Regions from separate parts of the Homo sapiens genome. Here region 1 is linked to region 2. Evidence: chromatin contacts called from ENCODE Hi-C or POLR2A ChIA-PET data. All regions are on one chromosome and are shown on one strand. Each heading gives the region's core, a stretch centred on a gene start or an enhancer-like site at or near the end of the contact. The rest is flanking DNA. Distances are from core to core; before and after follow the strand shown.

The links. Hi-C counts contacts between places; a loop is a spot of excess contacts on that map. ChIA-PET counts read pairs that join two places held with the same protein, here RNA polymerase II (POLR2A). Pooled maps may share reads with other maps.
Region 1: a loop to region 2 is called in a map of PC-9, with 5 times the contacts of the local background. The contact joins two enhancer-like sites. A Hi-C loop is called at or near these places in 1 of 168 maps with a recorded cell type or tissue (PC-9) and 2 of 50 pooled maps. POLR2A ChIA-PET finds 5 or more read pairs at or near these places in 3 of 52 experiments (A673, K562 and MCF 10A).

What each region holds. Positions count from the first base shown.
Region 1 is chr2:55,884,388-55,887,386 of GRCh38, forward strand. The region is part of intron 5 of EFEMP1 (EGF containing fibulin extracellular matrix protein 1); the gene reads right to left. Among named protein-coding and RNA genes, the nearest start is that of EFEMP1, 38 kb to the right of the region's middle. Within about 2 kb of position 1,469, at least 9 of the 41 ENCODE cell types and tissues checked have a DNase peak (open chromatin) inside an H3K27ac peak, as active enhancers do; they include PC-9, where a contact is called at or near this core.
Region 2 is chr2:55,837,492-55,840,827 of GRCh38, forward strand. The region is part of intron 2 of LOC112268416 (a long non-coding RNA gene); the gene reads left to right. Among named protein-coding and RNA genes, the nearest start is that of EFEMP1, 85 kb to the right of the region's middle. RefSeq lists an enhancer at 1-609. Within about 2 kb of position 1,865, at least 8 of the 41 ENCODE cell types and tissues checked have a DNase peak (open chromatin) inside an H3K27ac peak, as active enhancers do; they include PC-9, where a contact is called at or near this core.

The sequences.
Region 1 (2,999 bases), core at 219-2,718, 46 kb after region 2:
AATACCAGAAAGCTCACTATGATACAAAATTTACTAAAATGGACAATGATGTCAGAAACTCAAAGCAGAATACCCATCCCTGTGCAGATGCTCTGGAAAAGGTGGCTCTCCCAGGAGTGTTGATGACAGTCCACTGCCCTCTACTTGCTCCTGACTTCCCATAGTGCAAACACAGCCTTTTGTAGGTATCTCCATGGTGTGTAAGAAAAATCTGTTTCCTACATTTGTATGGGAGAATATCTGCATTAGCAAAAGCAATGCTTTATTTATAAGGGAAACTACTCAGGTCAGCCATGATTTTCCTGATAATCTAGGACAAATTACTATGGGGAGAAATTTTTTGTTGTTTTTGCATGATTATAATTTATCCTTGACAGTTAAGCTCACTTGGTTTTTCAGGCAGTCAGTTAATAAATTTCCTGGGACCTGGACCCAAGCTCTTTGGGTGGGGATGGGGGATCTATGTCTTATTTTCCCCCCTGTATTCCCAGTGCCTAGGATAGTGCATGAAACATGGTGGATTTTCAATAAATATTTGTGCAATAAATGGATAAATGAGTTATTACCATTTGCTGAGAATTGGTACCTAAAGTTTCAGGAAAAGTAGGATCAGTGTTTTACCTAATGGAGCTAAAAATGTATGAAGCAGAGTAACAAGGTATATCTGAGAAACACAGCAAAATCAGTAAGATGTTAGTAAAAGAAAAATGATGTTGAGCAAGTGAGTCCAGGAGTGCAGAGGCTATGAGGTATAAAGCAGATTCGCCAGAAGAGGTGGGTTCTCCACTGCATTTTGAAGAAGACGAGATACATGGGTTGCCAGGAAAAGGAAGCTGTTTCTAGGCAGAAAGCAGCTCACATTAGAAAATGCTGATAAGACAAAACTGGTTTCCATGAGAAGAATGGCAGACAGATGGCGTCAGCACAGCTGCCGGGGCTCTGTGTGAGGAGCCTGGTGCAGTGCCTGGTTGAAGAGGATCATGAAATGCTAGATCTGTCGTGAACAAAATTCAAGGCCTTAAAGGCAGGATTAGAGAGTCTGGATTGAACAACATAAGGAGTCTCTCTGAACTATGTAGACAGAGCCTAATGTTAACATTACCAAAGAACAAAATAATAGATTGTGCTTCCTAAAATACCATAACACATTTCGTCATTCTAATACATTAACAATAGCTAATGGCAATATTTGGTGATTCCCTCATTTTTCAAAAATGTGCCCACGTGCTCCCTCCTAGTGATTTATACTATTGTAGGTCCCTCTCTTGCTGACTTTGGCACCGTTAGTTGCTTTAAATAACACAGGCTAATCTTTGCTCAGCTCTTCTAGCCTCTTTATCACACCGACCCCCACGTCTAGGGAACCGCACATTTGATTTTCTCTCAAAGTTAATGGAGACAACTTTGTCCACATCTCTGTGGTGTCCATTAAGTCCCTGCTTAGGCCCTCATTCTCTATGTTTTTGGCTCCTTCCCTTCAGTCTGACTCATATTTCCCAAACCCCTGACTCATGCTGCTTTCTCTCTCTTATGCAACATTTTAATCTCTGCAATGTTCTTTCCATAATTTGATAACTTACCACAACATGGAGTCCCTTTAGCATGTTTTCATGGGCAAAAATTATCTGCACCTTGAATGGTGTTGAGTACCATTTAGACTTTTATAATTTGTGCTGCTTTTGGTTTAAGAAATAATTTAGAACTACTTTTGAATAAGCCACTGTAGACTAGTGATGAGAATGCACTAGTAATAGGACAAAGAAGACTGAAATTATTTTGAATCTGTCACTCCCTGTGTGATCTAGGGTCATGGTATCAATTTTTTCTCTTTGTTTCTCCATCTCTGAAATAGAGAGTCTATCCTCAACAATAACACACAGATTTTTAAAAGTATTCAGATTCTTCACAATATACTTTTTTTGTTTCCAGACTGTAAACCCCTGGAGTAAAATAACCGTATCTTTACTAGTTCTGTGTGGGGCACTGTGCATGCTTTGCAAATATTATTTAATGGTGCTATCCTGTGAACTCTTGTGGTTAAAGAAAAGATAGTGGTTAAATTCAAGTTGGTGATACTTCTTGATCTGTGTGGATTTAAAACCTTATTATACCTAGCTTCCTCAATCAAACTGATTTAATCTCATAAATGGAGTAAAGTAGAAAAATGGTCAAGGTAAAGGATTCATGTTTGTTAGAAGGAAGAGCTTCTTTACCATTGGCCTCCTTCCTCCCAACATTCTTAATGATTTAGATACCCACCTGCTCAAAATGATTGCTCCCAATCCTTTCTAGAGACAGGGTGATAAACTAGTTCCTACCAAAGTACTCTTTTTACTTACTCTCTGAAACTTTTTAAATAAAAGGGACTCACTGAGTGAAGGTCTTAGAGGTATTTGGAGTATTTTGTTTTTCAATATAATCCTGGAAGGTAAGAATTACTTCAGCAAGACCTGAGGGCACTGAAGTTTACTACTGTTTTACTCATCCAGTATTTGCTATTGATAATGATAACCTGAGTAATTAATATAATAAATTATGTAGATTGAAATCTGATTTAGAAAAAAGTATATAATATTTTATACAGATTCATATACAAACTTGGTAACATTCTAAAATTAATTGGTATAAAAATAGGTAAATTCTTAGCAATATAAAAAGATCTATTATTTGATTGGGAAGGCAGAATTACAAAGCTTCTTATTTAATCCTAATAGCCCTGTGGAAGAGGTAGTTACTTCATCCACAGTTTACAGATGAAGAAAAAAAAGGATGTCACTGAAATGTAGACTCAGTTGAGGGAACTTGCCCAGGGTCACACAGAGCAGAGATTCAAACACCAGATTTCCATTTTGTTTCTGCAATTTAGGTCCTGAGGAAGACTTATTTCCTATGAGTTCTGGAGAGTAGTTTTAAGTGAATTTATAGGTGTTTTTAATTTTTTTTAGCCTTAAAGATAGGGTTGTTAATGTCACAGCACCTTGATTCCTCCCTTGCGTCTT
Region 2 (3,336 bases), core at 615-3,114:
TGCACTTCCTGGGTGAGGCAACACCCTGCCCTGCTTTGCCTTGCCCTCTGTGGGCTGCACCCACTGTCAAAACAACTCCAATGAGATGAACCAGGTACCTCAGTTGGAAATGCAGAAATCACCTATCTTCTGCATCGATCACGCTGGCAGCTGCAGACCAGAGCTGTTCCTATTTGGCCATCTTGGAATGGACCCGGCTATTATTATTATTGTTTTTTATTGTACCACTGCACTCCAGCGGTACAATCTTGGCTCACTGCAACCTCCTCCTCCTGGACTCAAGTAATCCTCTCACCTCAGTCTCCCAAGTAGCTGGGACTACAGGTGCATGCCCACCACACCTGGGTAATTTTAGTATTTCTTATAGAAGCTGGGTTTGGCCATGTTGCCCAGGCTGCTCTTGAACTCCTGGGCTCAAGCGATCCACCCACTTCAGCCTTCCAAAGTGTTGGGATTAAAGGCGTGAGCTACCATGCCTGGCCTAGAATGGCTACTATTAAAAAGTAAAAAAATAATATGGTAGGGAGATGGCAGAGAAAGAATGCTTATACACTGCTGGTGGAAATGTAAAGTAGTTCAGCCATTGTGGAAAACAGTGTGGTGATTTTTCAAAGAACTTAAAATAGAATTACCATTCATCCCAGCAATCCCATTATTGGGTATATACCCAAAGGAATGTAAATTATTCTACCATAAAGACACATGCACACATATGTTCATGGCAGCACTATTTACAATAGCAAGGCCATGAAATCAACCTAAATGCCCATCAAATGATAGACTGGATAAAGAAAATGTGGTACACCATGGAATACTATGCAGCCATAAAAAAGAATGAGATCATGTCTTTGCAGCAACATGGATGGAGCTGGGGGCTATTATCCTAAGCAAACTAATGCAGAAACAGAATATCAAATACTGCACGTTACAGAAACTGGGGCCTACTTGAGGAGGGAGGGTGGAAGGAGGGAGAGGATTAAAAAAAACTACCTATTTGGCACTATGCTTATTACCTGGATAATGAAATAATCTGTATACCAAACCCTGGTGACACATAATTTACCTATATAACAAACCTGCCTATGTACCTCTGAACCTAAAATAAATGTTTTTTTAAACAAGATTGTAAAGTGTAGCATGCAGTTATATTGCGATCGAGTTCTAATATTATAGGTATTAAAAACAGAGGAAACACAGAGAGTAAAACTAATTCTGAGAAGACGCTTATAATTATGTGATCTTGGTAAAACTCATGTCTCAGCTTGTTAAGTTAAAAAAAAATGATGTAAAATGCTGGCATTGGACTAAATCCTAATTTCCTTCCTGGGTGTCAGATTTAGCTGACTCTTTCTCCTGCCTGAAGTGCTCTCCTTATACAGCTTGTTCCACTTTTATGATGCTATTCATCCTTGAGCAATTGTGGGATAGATCAGTGTGAAGTGTATCATTTGTTTTTAACCTGCTCTGGTTGTCAGTGGAAACCACAATATAAGGGGTAAAGACACCCAGAATTGAAGTGTGCAATATTATACACAACATTAATATGAAAGCAGTGCCAAAATGGCAAAATGAGGTGGTGAAAAGAGGCGACCACCCAGAATCCTGCAGTACTTAGTGTTAATAGATATTTACAAACTTACTAACTTGAAATTCCTTTAGGCATCATATTCCAGATTGAAGCTGCTGGGAATTCCTACCCTTATTAATTTTTATCTCCTCTACTCTGTCCTCCCTACATTTATAAAAAGCTACTGCTCAAAGGGTTATTTGTTAGTGGTGTCGAGTGTCTCCACCATTGAGGACTCGCCGTATTTAAAGTACTCTACTGGTGTTGAGTAAATATTTGCCAATGTTCTAAATGCCAGGGCCTCTTGACAACTCAACAGGAATGTTGCTTAGGCAGGAATGGGGGAAGGGCAGAATATTTCCTATCCCTGCAGCTGTGCAGCAAATTTTGGAGGACTGGGCTTAATGCCTCCAAAAAAATGTACCGCATTACTACCACCTTGATTGTTGTTACTGTGTTGGTGACCACATCTCCCTCAGGCTGCCTTAAAATATTGTCTTTCATGTTGACACTTTGGAGGAGATCAAGAATTCTCTTCTGCTTTGGATTTCGATAAGTGTTTGAAAAAGGAATCATGAAAACGTAGGTCTGCAAGGGTATGACAAAGCAAGCTGTCGACCTCACAATGAGGGCTCAGCAAGTTGCTTCATGTTTTCTATTCATAGCCTCCTCCTCTCTGTCAGCTCTTTTGAAGTACTCATAAAGCAAAATAGGCTCATTAAATATGAGGGGGTAAATGAAGTTGGCAGTTGCACCTAGTTCAAAAAGCCTTTCCTTTTTAGATGTTTACGCTCCAGAAAAAAACAAAACAAAACAAAAAACTCAGAAGATGAATGCCTGCTATCAGTGGCTATTCATGGCCTCCCTTTTGGGTAAGTGATGTCAGCCAGGCTTTGGAAGATGTGGGTATTTTGTTCCAGATCTAGCACTAAACTGGTCCACAAAATTAATGTCACAATGAAAAGCCAGGAAAGTCTTGTTTACCATTTCATTTACTAAGTTTGCATATAAGGATAAAGACTATTTAGAGTTCCTTTCTAAACAGTAAAGGAAATTTCTTCATCACTCTTCCCACATGGGCAGCGGCTTGTCCTATGTGTACCCTCTTGCTGGCAGGGACAGGCAATGGTTCTGCCCTGTGGATCAGCTCTTCCAACCCTTAGATTCTGTTCTTTGATGAACCTTTTCCTGCACATTTGGCTCCTTTTCTGAACCTACAGCATCTACATTTTAATGAGCTGAAGGGGATGCCAAGATGCATAAGAGATGGTCTTAACCCTCAAGATCTTACTGTCAGTAAATGAGGTAACGTGATGATGTTCACTAAACTGCCATATGCAAATGTGAGGTAACTTGAGCAGATCCTTGAAAGATGGAAAATGTTTCTTTGGTTTCTGGTTGTGGGAAAGGACATCCCAAACCAAGGGTATAGTTTGAGCAAAGGCACAGTGGCTTTTCTAATCAGTGGACACTCTTTTTAGTCCTTATTCTATTTGGCCTGAGTAATATTTGATGCTGTTGTCCACTTGCTTCATCTTGAAGTTATTCTCTTGGCTTCAGACACCACATTCTGCTGTGTTTACTTCCGCTTTTCTGATGGCTCTTGTCAATCTCATCTCCAGGTTTCTATGAGTGTATATATATACTGATGATGCCTTGCCTATGTCTCTAGCCAGGCTGCCCTCTTGAAGTTCAGACCTATATAGCTAACTTTCTGCTGTGCACATTCATATACACAGCTCTTACTTAAATGCCTTAAGTTCTGCATG